Linked DNA regions of Homo sapiens: region 2 is linked to region 1. A link is a contact called in ENCODE Hi-C or POLR2A ChIA-PET data. All regions are on one chromosome and are shown on one strand. Each heading gives the region's core, a stretch centred on a gene start or an enhancer-like site at or near the end of the contact. The rest is flanking DNA. Distances are from core to core; before and after follow the strand shown. Region 1 has its middle 85 kb from the start of KBTBD8. Region 2 has its middle 19 kb from the start of KBTBD8.

Evidence for each region. Hi-C counts contacts between places; a loop is a spot of excess contacts on that map. ChIA-PET counts read pairs that join two places held with the same protein, here RNA polymerase II (POLR2A). Pooled maps may share reads with other maps.
Region 2: a loop to region 1 is called in a pooled map, with 2.4 times the contacts of the local background. The contact joins two enhancer-like sites. A Hi-C loop is called at or near these places in 1 of 168 maps with a recorded cell type or tissue (heart left ventricle), 1 of 37 single-sample maps with no recorded cell type and 8 of 50 pooled maps. POLR2A ChIA-PET finds 5 or more read pairs at or near these places in 1 of 52 experiments (activated B cell).

What each region holds. Positions count from the first base shown.
Region 1 is chr3:67,080,378-67,086,844 of GRCh38, forward strand. No RefSeq gene overlaps it. Among named protein-coding and RNA genes, the nearest start is that of KBTBD8, 85 kb to the left of the region's middle. RefSeq lists an enhancer at 2,571-3,770. Within about 2 kb of position 3,079, at least 5 of the 41 ENCODE cell types and tissues checked have a DNase peak (open chromatin) inside an H3K27ac peak, as active enhancers do.
Region 2 is chr3:67,014,429-67,020,895 of GRCh38, forward strand. No RefSeq gene overlaps it. Among named protein-coding and RNA genes, the nearest start is that of KBTBD8, 19 kb to the left of the region's middle. RefSeq lists an enhancer at 3,966-4,015. Within about 2 kb of position 4,168, at least 3 of the 41 ENCODE cell types and tissues checked have a DNase peak (open chromatin) inside an H3K27ac peak, as active enhancers do.

The DNA of each region.
Region 1 (6,467 bases), core at 1,829-4,328:
AGTCTTATCGGGGAACAGTTGTAACTCTCACGAAGTCCAGGAGCAGCCTTGAAAGCAGGTATTTGCAAGTTATCACAGCAGTTCCAGCCCTGTTATAATAGCTCTTCTGCACAGTGCCGATCCCTTAAGTTTCCTTAGCACCTTATATTTCTCCTATAAACCCACTGTTCAACTGCCTGTCTCCCACAGATGGTAAACTCTTTTCTCTGTGAGAAAAGAAGGCAAACTCTGAGCCCGTGAGAAAAGAAGAAACTATACTTCACTCAATATTGCGCCTCCTGTACCTAGCCTAAAGCTTGGCATAAAGTGGATGGTCAAAAATACTTGTTAAATGAAGATAAAGGATTAATATTGTGAGACCATATAAAACTCTTAAGATTATAAAGATACATGGGCAAAGGACATAAAGAAATCAATATTCACTAATAAGCAAATCATCTGATTTTAAAAATTAGGAGTTCTTTCTAATGTATTAAAGTGACAAGGGTCAAATAAATATTAATATACGAAGTTAAGGATATGGATAAATGGTAACTGTTATCCATTGCCGAAAATAATATGTAAGTTATAAATGACTGATTTAGTAATGTATATCAAGAATTTAAAATGTTCATTACCATGTCTCGGGAAATTCCACTTATAATAATTTATCATATAAAACATTAAGAGATAAAAAAAGAAAAAAGATATAAAGATGTTAATTGCAGCATTATTTAAAATGGTATGTATGTGCTAACACTACAAATGTCCAATGATAGAAGGTTAAATAAATTAAAAGATATAAATACAATGAGATATTAAGAAGTAAACCATAGATTGCTTTCAATAAATACTTTATGAGGACATGTAAAAACACCACAATGCAATAAGTGAAAAACTCAAGATATCAGTCAATATATTTTGTTCCAAATTATGTGTATATATGTGTATATTTACATATAAGATATGTATTATTAAAACTACAATAAAGTTGGGAAATATATATGTTAAATAATATTAACTACTTGTGAAGAGTTTAATCATGGGGTCACTGTTCTTTTCTTATTTTTCTTTTTAAGTGCTTTTCAAATGGGTGTTTTTGTAATAAGGATACACATATGTATACTTGCATACATATACATTCATACAAATGAACATGTATTTCCTAATTTGTTTCATTATTTCATTATTGAATAATAACTACTGTGGGGAGAGGAATCTCAAATTAAATATCATATGTGAAGCACACAAATAAAAAAAATTATACTTGTCATTAGGAGAGGACCAATTCTCATCAGAGACATTTGGGGGAACTCACTAAGTCTTAGTTGGTACTTATCCAGTACTACTCACCATTATCAATATTTTATTTAAAAATATACTTCTGAACATGTAATTGTTTCATTTCAGAAATTAAACACTTTTTCAATCTCCACACAGCTGAGATTTCTACTTCCTTTTCATGTGATCTTAGGGTTATGTCTATTTCTGAAGGCTAGTGTATGAAAGTATTCATGAGATATTTTATACTGTCTTTGAAATTTTGATTTTACTATCTTTCATAAGTTTTAAAATATTTGCTTTTAAAATGGGAGTGAAAAGTGCAATCATCAAAGGTTAATTAAATTTCTCCCATCTGGAAATATGAATATTCTGAATATTTACATAGGATTAAAAGATTTAGACACATACATGCACATACACACACACACCAGAGACAGAGACAGACTTGTAACTTCTACTTCCAAAACCCTAATAAATAAGATTATGTAATTTGATGACAGATGATTTATTAAACAGCATCTTTACTGACAAGTTGTATTCTCTGCAACATCTGTCATTTTCCTATCTGATTATGTTTCCATCTCATTCAAACCATTATAGACAATGAATATTTTGATTAGTCATGTTGGGATACTGAATTATATCTAAAACCAAGCTGCTTCTCTGTCCTGGTTTGGATTTCTCCTAGAGCAAACCGCAAACCAAGGACTTGGGTGCAAGTAACTTGTTTGGGAGGTAATCCAAGGAGACATATTGAGGACATGGGGAGTGAGTCAGGGAATCGAGGAATGCTTGAAGCAGGTGTTCATGATCAGGCTCCTTCTGAGGGCAATCTGGATCTTGTTCTCTCTGGAGACCACCAGACAGACTGTGTGGAACATGCCTGGGAAATGACCCACTTAAGGACAAGGAAGTGAATAAGTGAATAAGGACAGTGAATTCTTTTTATGCACCAACACTTCTCTATATTATTTGAAGGTCATCAAAGGGACATTGACTTCCGGCATTTTCAGCCATCCCCATGACCAGGCTGCAAATGCCAACAGGCAGAGAGGAATGGCGATGCTCGGTGGATGGGAACTGTCTGTGGGAGACTTCTGGGTGTGGAGGAAGGCCCCGACCACCCCTCTGTGTGGAACAAGACATGGCCAGGGAAAAGAAGTGATGCTTTCACTTTTATTCTTTTGCAGAGTCACTAGCTCTGACATCAGTCTTAGCACTTAGGAGCCCAGTGACTTTGAGCCAGTTATAAATCCTCCCAAACCCCAGTTTTTCTCATCTGGACTTAGGTTTGGTCAGAACAAGTATCTGAAACTTAGAAGTAGGCAAAAAGATTAGTAGATATTCCTTCAGTGTTATGCTGGGCTTGATTTTCTATTAGCTTGGCTATTTTACAACTCTGTAGGGACAGAGGTTGATTTGTAGATTTTTGTCCTATGGAATGCAAATAATTTCTATTTGATAGAATAGAGCACCCCAAAGCTGACAGTTATGCTTCTCTTGGACATTATTCCATTTGGTATCCAACCCAGAAGTCTTATCCTAGTATTGCCTACAAACATCTGGCATTTAAATGTTCTTTGAACTGGTTTTAATATGTCAAGGGACTTTTGTTAATGAATGAATTGAATAAAAATATTTGGCATGTACTCATTTTACATTTACCTGAGAGTCATAATTTTTGCCTCTTTGAAAACTATACTTTCACAGTTTTATAAACTTATTTTAGCTGTGAGACTCTCCCATCCAAGCCTCCACGGACCCACTATATGTAAAATGGATGAGTATGCAGGAAGTGGTATATGCAGGAAGTGGTGAATATGCAGGAAGTGAGTATGCAGGAAGTGAGTACACAGGAAGTGGTGACCTGCCCACCTCCAAGCCTCTCACAGGCTGCTGAGGAATCTCTTTGCCTCTTTGGAATTGAGTTTTTTAATTGCTCTTCTAAATGATTCTCACTTGTCTTTTGGTCCTTTCTTTGTTTCAAAAAGCTTTCTTTTACAGAAAAGAAAATTGTAGAGACAAAGACCACCCAAACGAAAATTAAACAGATTATTTAGTTGGAGCTTGCTATACAAAGGAGTCAGCCACCATCACTTGTGCTCCACATGGACTTAAAGACAGGCAGAGGAGAGGGAAAGCGTACAGGGAAAAGGAGGAGGCTTCAGGTATGCCCTGATTGGAGGCTGTTGGCATGGGAAAGCTGGAGGTGGGCTGACTGGAGGTGGAGTTCCAATGTAATTGAGTTGGGGAGCATATTTTACTTTTTTTGTGTTGCTCTAAGTAGGAAGTGGGAGGACAGTGGCAAAAATTAGGGAAGCTGTCAGCTATTAAGTACTGACTACTTTGGGCTGATGGCTACAGAAATTGTGATTTGACTTCTTGGACTGGCTGCTGCAGACTGTGGGGCAAAGTTCTCTTTTTATATATGATCTGGCCATTGTCCATTTGTATTTTCAGTCCATCAAAATGGAGGCTTAAGTGTATTGAGTTGCGTGAGGTTCTGCACTCAGTGGCTAAGGAAGACTATATTGCCTGTGAATTCTAGCCTTAGCTTAACTGTAAAGAACAAAGTAAAACAAATCCCTGAGGCCCAGACCAAGACTAGGAAACAACAAAAACTAGGAGGGCAGATTAAAGAGGAGGTAGAGAGAGAAATTGAGATAGAAAGTTTATTCAAAGGGACAATAATAGAGAACTCCCCAAACCTAGAGAAAGATTTCAATATCTACGCACAAGAAGGTTAAGAATACCAAGCAGATTTAACTCAAAGAAGACTACCGGCTGGGCGCGGTGGCTCACGCCTGTAATCCCAGCACTTTGGGAGGCTGAGGTGGGAGGATAACAAGGTCAGGTGATCGAGACCATCCTGGCTAATACGGTGAAACCCCATTTCTATTAATAAATACAAAAACATTAGCTGGGCATAGTGGCAGGCACCTGTAGTCCCAGCTACTCGGGAGCCTGAGGCAGGAGAATGGCGTGAACCCAGGAGGCAGAGCTTGCAGTGAGCAGAGATTGCGCCACTGCACTCCAGCCTGGGCAACAGAGCAAGACTCCGTCTCAAAAGAAAAAAGAAGACTACCTCAAGGCATTTAATAATCAAACTCCTAAAGGTCAAGGATAAAGGATTCTAAAAGCAGCAAGAGAACAGAAACGAATAATATACAAAGACACTTCAATACTTCTGGAAGCAGCCTTTGCAATGGAAAACTTACAGGACAGGAGAGAGTGGCATGATATTTTTTAAATACTGAAGGAAAAAGACTTTTATCCTGGAATAGTATATCCAGCAAAAATGTCCTTCGGACATGAAGGAAAAATAAAGACTTTCCTAGACAAACAAAAGCTGAGGGATTTCATAAACATCAGATCTGTCCTAAGAGAAATCCTAAAGGGAGTTCTTCAATCTTAAAGAAAATGAGATTAACAAGCAATAAGAAATCACATGAAGGTACAGAACTCATGGATAATAGTAAGTACACAGACAAACACAGAATATTATAACACTGTAATTGTGGTGTGTAAACTACTATGTTGAGTAGAAAGACTAAAAGATGAACCTATAAAAAATAGTAAATAACTATTTACTAAAAGTAAATAAAGTAAATAGTAAATAGTATTACTATTTATATATATAAAGTAATATATATTTATATATAAATATATATAAAGTAAATAGTAAATAACTACTAAAAGATGAACTATTTACTAAAAGATGAACTTATCAAAAATGTAAATAACTTTTTATATCTTATTATATTATATATATTATATTATATATTTTATATCTTATATATTATATTATATTATAATATTATATCTGATTATATTATAATATATAATATAATACATATCTTATATTATATTATATATTTTTATATCTTATTATACTATATTATATATTATATAATGTACTTATATAATTATATATGACATATTATATATTATATATAACACTTATATAATATATAATTATATATGTTATTATATATGTTAATATATAATGTTATTATATAATATATTATATATAACTAATTATTGCAATCAATTATTATATATAATTATAAATATTATATAATTATAATATCTATTATATATTTACTCAAAAGTTATAACTATTTATTCAAAGTTATTTTTGAAGATATAGACAGTATAATAAGATATAAATAGAAACAACAAAAGAGTTTAAAAGTGGGGGGGATGGAGTTAAAGTGTAGAGTTTTTATCAGTTTTATCAGTTTTCTCTTTGCTTATTTGTTTTGTAATCAGTGTTAAGTATTCATGAGTTTAAAGTAATGGGCTATAAGATGTCATTTGCAAGGCTTATGGCAACTTCAAATAAAAAATACCTACAACAGATACACAAAAAATAAAAAGCAAGAAATTAAAACATACCTTTTGTGAAGGAGAAAATTACCTTCACACAAAGGAAGATAGCAAGGAAAGAAGAAAGGAGAGTAGAGCAAAAGACAATCGGAAAACAAATAGCAAACTGAGAGGAGTAAGTCCTTTCTTATCAATAATAAAATTGCATGTAAATGGACTAAACTCTCCAAACAAAAGACATAGAGTAGCTGAATGGATTGTTTAAAAAAGAACCAACGATCTGTTGCCTACAAGAAACACACTTCACCTATAAAGACATACATAGACTAAAAACAAAGAATATCAAAAAGATATTCAATGCAAATGGAAATCAAAAAAGAGCAAGAGTAGGTATATATTGGACAAAATAGATGTCAAGTAGTATCTATCAGACAAAGTTTCAGTAGTATCTATCAGACAAAATAGAATTCAAGACAAGCACTATAAAAAGAGAAAAAGAAAGTCATTATGTAATGATAAAGGGGTCAATTTTGCCAGAGGATATAACAATTTTAAGTATGTATGTACACAACAATGGAACACTAGATACGTAAAGCAAATATTATTAGAGCTAAAGAGAGAGATAGACCCCAATACAATAATAACTGGAGACTTCAACATCCCACTTTTAGCAATGAATGGATCATCCAGACAGAAAATCAACTAAGAAACATTGAACTTATAGAAGATCTGTGCTATAGACCAAATGGACCTAATAGATATTTACAGCACATTTAATCCAGCAGCTAAAGAATACACATTTGTCTGCTCAGCATATGGATCTTTCTCAAGGATAGACCATATATTAGACCACAAAAGAAAAAATTGAACTCGTA
Region 2 (6,467 bases), core at 2,918-5,417, 65 kb before region 1:
ATGAGAACCTGGTAGAGTGCCTGTTGGTAAAATCCACAGAAGCGTAGGGGCCCCAAAAGACTGAAGTTCCCAGGAGTTTTCCACTTTCATGGGAGTCCATGTTCAGCCTCAGCGATTCATCAAAAATGACCATTTAAGTGTTCTTACAGTTTACGGCTCTGGTTACTTCTGGTCAAGGTTAGCAGATCTGGACTGTGACTCTGAATTCACCTCTAATCCAGGGTAACATTTGCCCTGCAGCCTAATTTCTCTGATGGATCTAATAAAAGTCATTGATTGTCAGTTTGAATACCTTTTTCTTCCAAGGTTAGGAATGACAACATCCAGGATCTTTACATTTTCAGTGCTAAATGTGGAATCCCCTATAATAAGCTTCTAATACATATTTTTGATTGAATGATTCTTCAGTTATGCATAAATATCTTATGCCATCTTTTATATGTATAATGTTTTTTAACAATTAAAAAATAAGCTAAAAAGTCTCACTTTTAAAAACCTATATACTTAATCATATTTAGGTATCTTTTATTTATAATTTATACGGCCATGGGATTATTTGACATGTAGTTCAGTGAATGTTGACTCTTGAGTACCTAATAATCCATATTTCTTGCACCAAATTAAAATTATATAAGTTAAAAAAATCAATCATTTTAAGACTTTTTTTCCCAGGCTACTAAAACTAAATAGAAAATTACAATGTAATAATTTTAAATTATCCTTATCATGGATAGACAGAACATTTTCTATTGGCTAGTTTTTTAGAAATGAGATTTAATAGATCCTTTTTCTCCTTTCTTTCCTCTTCCATAAGGATATGCACAATTATATGATTTGGTGAATCAAACACTATAATATTAAGTAAAACGTGGAATATATTTTCTAAATATTTTATATTGGTCTGGTCAACATGAATTATAGTGTTTTCCGTGACCGCAGGTAGATTACTTACCTTTTCTAGCTTTACTTTTTCATGCATAAAACAGGTTAATAATCTACCACGTTATCGAGTTTTTTTGAGGATCAAATAAGCATGTGAAACACTTATCACAGTGCCTTATCACAGCACATAATGAACACTTCCTAAATATTAATTTGTTGAAATTATTAACGACTATTCTGCAGTCTTTTAGATATACTTAACCATTGTAGAACAATATTCCTTAATAGCTAATATAAAGTATATATTAAAGTGTAGCCATTTGGACTCTGATTGTGCTCATAAGCCATGCATGAAAACAATTTTTACAGTTTTACAGTCACACAGTTCTCACTTTCATTTCTGGACTGTGCATTTCTAAAGGACTGAAATTAAACCAATGGTATTTAAAATAATTTAAACAAGGCTTGTAACCTCTGTCTGCAAAATAAAAATAATGCTTTTTGGCTTGTCTATTTTTACAAACTGACAAGGGCCTGTCCTTAGAGTTTATCTTGTTCTCTGTTCCCATTCAGAGATAAGGACCTGTCCTAGTCAGTTCAGGCTGCCATAACAAATTGCCATAGGCTGCATGGCTTAAATAACAAACATCTATTTCTCCCAGTCCCGGAGTCTGGAAGTTTAAGATCAAGGTGCTGGCAGATCCTGTGTCTGGTGAGGGCCCTCTTCTCATCGCATCCTCTCATGGTGAAGAGCAGAGAAAGAGAAAGATAAAGCAAGCTCTCTAGTGTCTTTTTATAAAGGTACTAATCCCAGATCCCTCATGACCTAACCACCCGCAACGGCCCTACCTCCTAATACCATCACATTGGGGGTTAGGATTCCAGCACATGAATTTGGCGGAATTGGCAGAAACATTCAGTTCACAGCAGGATTTAACAGAGTTGCGGTCACATAGTTCAGTTCTTGAAACACATGCTTGCAAAATCCTTTAAGGATAAGAAGATAAGGTCAAAACATCTTATCCCAACACTTAGATTACGATGTCAAGTAGCCAAAGTTAAGTCTTGAGGAGCAAATGCCAACAGGAACCCACACAACGCAGGGGAGTATTTCCTTGTAATCAGTGAGAACCTGAGATAGTAAGAAATCCATGGTGCTCTCTGACAACTGTTCTTAAAGCTCAAGAGCTTGGTCAAGGTTAGCGATGGAACTTAGGAGTCTGGCATATCCACAGAGCTGGTTTTAGTTGAATTTGAGTTAATGGATGAGTTAGTGCAAAGATAAATTGTAAAATGAGAAGCGAAAGTAGCTAAGAATAAAATTTAAGAAATTCAGCTGAAGGAACAGAAGAAAGGCAACTGAAAAGTTATCAGAGAAGAAGGGAGAATCACAAAGGAGTAGTAATGCATGAGAAAACTTCAGGAATGAGATCCAAAGAGAAGAAATGAAATGCAGAGAGTAAGAGGCTCCTGGTCTAGCCATGTGAAGATCTGAAATGAGAAAGTGGTTTTAGCCAAGTGCAAGAGATGAAAACCAATTGCTGTGAATTAAGGTGCAGGTGGAGGATGTGAGTGGGTGTCAGTGGGTGAGAGTGCAGGTGCTTCCCCAGGAAGCCTGCAGGTGAGGAGATTCTGAGACGTGGAGGTGCTGGAGAAATAATATTTTTTTAAAAATCAGAACATTTAGGCCTTTTCAATAAAAATGGGAAATGAGAAATATCCTTGCAAAAAGTCAAAATCTTTTCCATTTCTAGACTATTCCCGGTTGAGAGTTCTGCAGTATACCCGTTAACCCCAAAAGTTAAAGAGATTAGGGATATGCAAAAACATGCAAAGAGGCAGGACTGATGAAAGACAAACCCCTAGAAATAGGAGCAGAGTGAAAAAAGAGAAAATCCTGACCCAGAGAGAGGTAGACACACTTTCTATAGCCTCTTACATTTCTGAAAAAGAATGAAAATAGTAAGAGTTTTTGCAACTTCTTGCTACTTTGCCCCAGAGCCAAATATGGTTCCCACCCCTGACCCAAAACATCTGGTTTGTGATAAGGGCTCAATTATCCTGTGCTTTCTAAAGTATGTGGTGGGTGTGGTGATGGCAGGAGTCAACAGGCAGAAGAATGGATGAGCTAATCAGAGCATGCATACGTGAAAGTAAAGAGGACAAGGGTCCTCTCACTTGGTGTTTGTGTAGCTGGAGATGACAGGGAGATGACACCTATCACTCAGGGGCCTGCCCCAGTGAGTGGGGAGTTTCATGGATCTCACCTCAAGTTGTACAAGTATATGTCCTGGGGCAATTTTGATTCACAATTTATAAAATCATGGTAGGATTTTATAATTTTATTTTATAACTTTACCCTATAGCTGCAGGCAGAAAAAAGAGGAGAGTAATTTTGATATGTGTATATAGGCTTTTTTTTCACTTTATATGAATTGTTTATTCATATCTTTTCCTCATTTTTCCTTTTTAAAATTTCATTTAAGTTCCGGGATACACGAGGTTTTTATATTCATATATAAATGTGATACACAGCAAAATACTTGCATCAGTATCTGTGTATCCTTCTTGAAGGTTTCTAAGAAATTGGTTATAATTTTCTTTTTAATCTACATTTTACTATTCCAAAAATTAAAATGCTATCCACACTTTACTGGGCACTGACCTGTGTGAGGTTGATTTCCATGGTAGCATGAAAAAATATATCTATCCTGTTTTGCATGACAAAACATATCTATCATACTTACATATATGATAACAACGACCCATGTGAAAAATAATATCTATGAGACACTGACTAATATCTTATTCTTGCATATCACTTTCTAGTTTTTGAAATGCTTTGGTATCTGTTATCTTTTTGGTTCCTACTACCGGTGCTGCAGCCATCTGTCATTGTCCCCCTTTTACTTTTGAAGAAACAAAGAAACAGAAAAGGAGTTGTTAAACTTAGGGATCAAACTTAGCTGTAAATGAAAGCAGACCTGTTAATTTCCTCCCACTCCCTAGTGAGCAGGGACCCAGGAAGATGGCCCGAATGGTTATATTCAAAGGCAGAACGTGGAGGTGCTGGGACTGCAGACCTTCTTGCTGGTCAAGGAGCCAGTTTGGGATGTAAAGTGAGTGAGTTCACTTTTGGAAGAGCTGAGTTTCAAGTGACAGAGGATCACTATGTATAGATTACTGTGCCGAGAAACAGCCAGGATGGGTGTGGAGACAGGAAACTGAATGAAGGTGATAGGTCAGGCGAAGATGTGGAGTTGGCAGTCACCCAAATACCGGTCAGCGCTCAAGGCACTTACAGAGGGAACGAGAAGAGCCCGGGTGAGAGCCAAGCGTCGGAGGGCCCACGTGAGGACTTAAGGAAGGGGAAGAGAGCATTTCAAAGAGCCAAGGACAGAGAGGTCCTGGGAGAAGCAGGAGCATAGCCTTGAGAAAGGAAAGAGGCTGCATGTGAAGGGAAAACTTGGTGTTCAGAATGAAGACGGCTCCTGAAAACTCAGTTCAACCTTTTGTTCATCAAATGTTCACTGTTAAGTGCAGGTTTTAAATTTGGACTCTGAAAAATGGTTTCTTCATATAGAATAGTGATATGAATGATTTCATTCACTGGAACATCTCACCGCCTAACCAGTGACTCAGAGGAACTTTCCTCTGTTAATGAGTGTGGCCTTCCTCTCCGCTCACCCTTCTGCACCTTGACACGGGACACTGCTCCTCTTCTGTGTCTGAGTCTGCTTGGATTTGAAGCTCCCCAAGGGCAAGGACCCTTTATCTCGAGTGTGTACTGAGCGCGGATCATGGTGCTTGACAGACAGGGGTCCCTCAACCAATTCAAGGAACAATGGCATGAATATCCCGCTTCTGCTTTCCGGCGGTTTAGTTTTCCTCTCTGGGACTCTCTGACTCCATATTTCCCGTTGTTTGGAAAGATACATTTGCAGGCTTAGCCGTGATTGGCAAACATTTTTATATGGGGCTTGGCATTTTAACATCTGGAAAAGTTGTGAAATCAATTAGCTGCAGATAAAGATGGACAGATGGAAATATCTGGTGGTTTTCTGCACATCGGCTATGCAAATAATCAGACCATTGCTTATTGTGCTACACTTGGACTCTGTTTTACCAGATTTTAGGAAGAGTATTGTTTTTTGTTTTGGAGCATGAGCACTCAGTCAGGACATAGAAATACCATCTCCTACTGAAAAGGGGACTGGGTGTAAACGTGGAGTATTTATCAGTGTGGAGTTTTCATACACTTTTCCGACAGGCTTATCAAATCTCTCTGGAAAATTTAGGTTTTTGTTTCATTCAAACAATGATGCAGTTGCATTGATTCTATTCTATCATGTATGTATGGTGGAGGAGGGCAAAGAAAGATAAAATTAACAGACTGGAGAAGGGGATGAGAACTAGGCGCTTGAAAGGGAATTGTTAAACTTGCTGGATCAAACTTTGCTTTAGCTTAAATGAAAAGAGACATTTTATCAATTTCCTGTGAGTGGGGACCCAAAAGGATGGCCTGATTGGTTATATTCAAAATAATGAAATTATTTCCCCTCCTACATCTGAGTTACAATATTAAAGCTTTGCAACCTGCTTTGTGCTGCATATATATCCTTTAGATTCCTAGATGGGCTTCCACATGTGATTAAAAATGCTCATTCCCCTCCCTTCCCTCATCTCTGCTAATATATATTGAAGCCACTGTGCCATTGCTTTCTAGCAGCCAGTGCTACTACGGATAAGTTGCAGGTTATTCTGTTTCCCTGACCTTTGTAAATTTCCTCTCTCTTTTTCTTTTTTTCTGGAATCTTATAGAATCTTCTATTTTCCTTTATATTCTGAAATTTCACAATATATGCCTAGGTTTATGGATTTTTCATGTGATATACTGGCACTGGGAAATTCTCCTGTCATTTATTTGATAATTTATTCCCCTGTGTTCTTGCTTGCTTTCTTTCTGAAATTCCTATTAGATATTGAATTTCTTAGATATGTTTGTTCTCGTATTTCTCTGTTTCTCAATCTCTTTCTACTTTCTAGAAGATTTTCTTGATTGAAGTTTTCAACTCTTCTAATAACTCAGCTACTGTTTTTTTTTTGATTTGCAAGAAGTTGTTTTTGTTTTATGATTATTCTTTTTATGGCAATCTAATAAATATTCTTTTCTTATGCATAAAATATTTTCTTGTATTTCTCTGAGAATCCTGTTTTCCAACATTTTATCATATCAAATTTCAAACACAAAAATGTTAAAGAATTGCATAGTAAATATCAATATACTTATGACCTATATCCCATAATTACATGCTGCAATTTTTATATATTTATTTAATCACATATCCATCTATTCAATGAATAATCTTTAAAAGATTTCTGTTTCTTGTGCTCTGGATTGTCTCCATTTTTTTCAAGATTCATTTCTTTTATTGTTTATTTCTTTCTTATCTTCCAGGCTGATCTCATCTGTCTGAGTTCCTAGTTACCCACTCACATTTAAGAGTAAAATCCTAAAACTCCTGACCATGCCCACCAAGCTTTGAGGAAAAGAAGTGGATCCCTGACTGCTACCATTCAGTGTG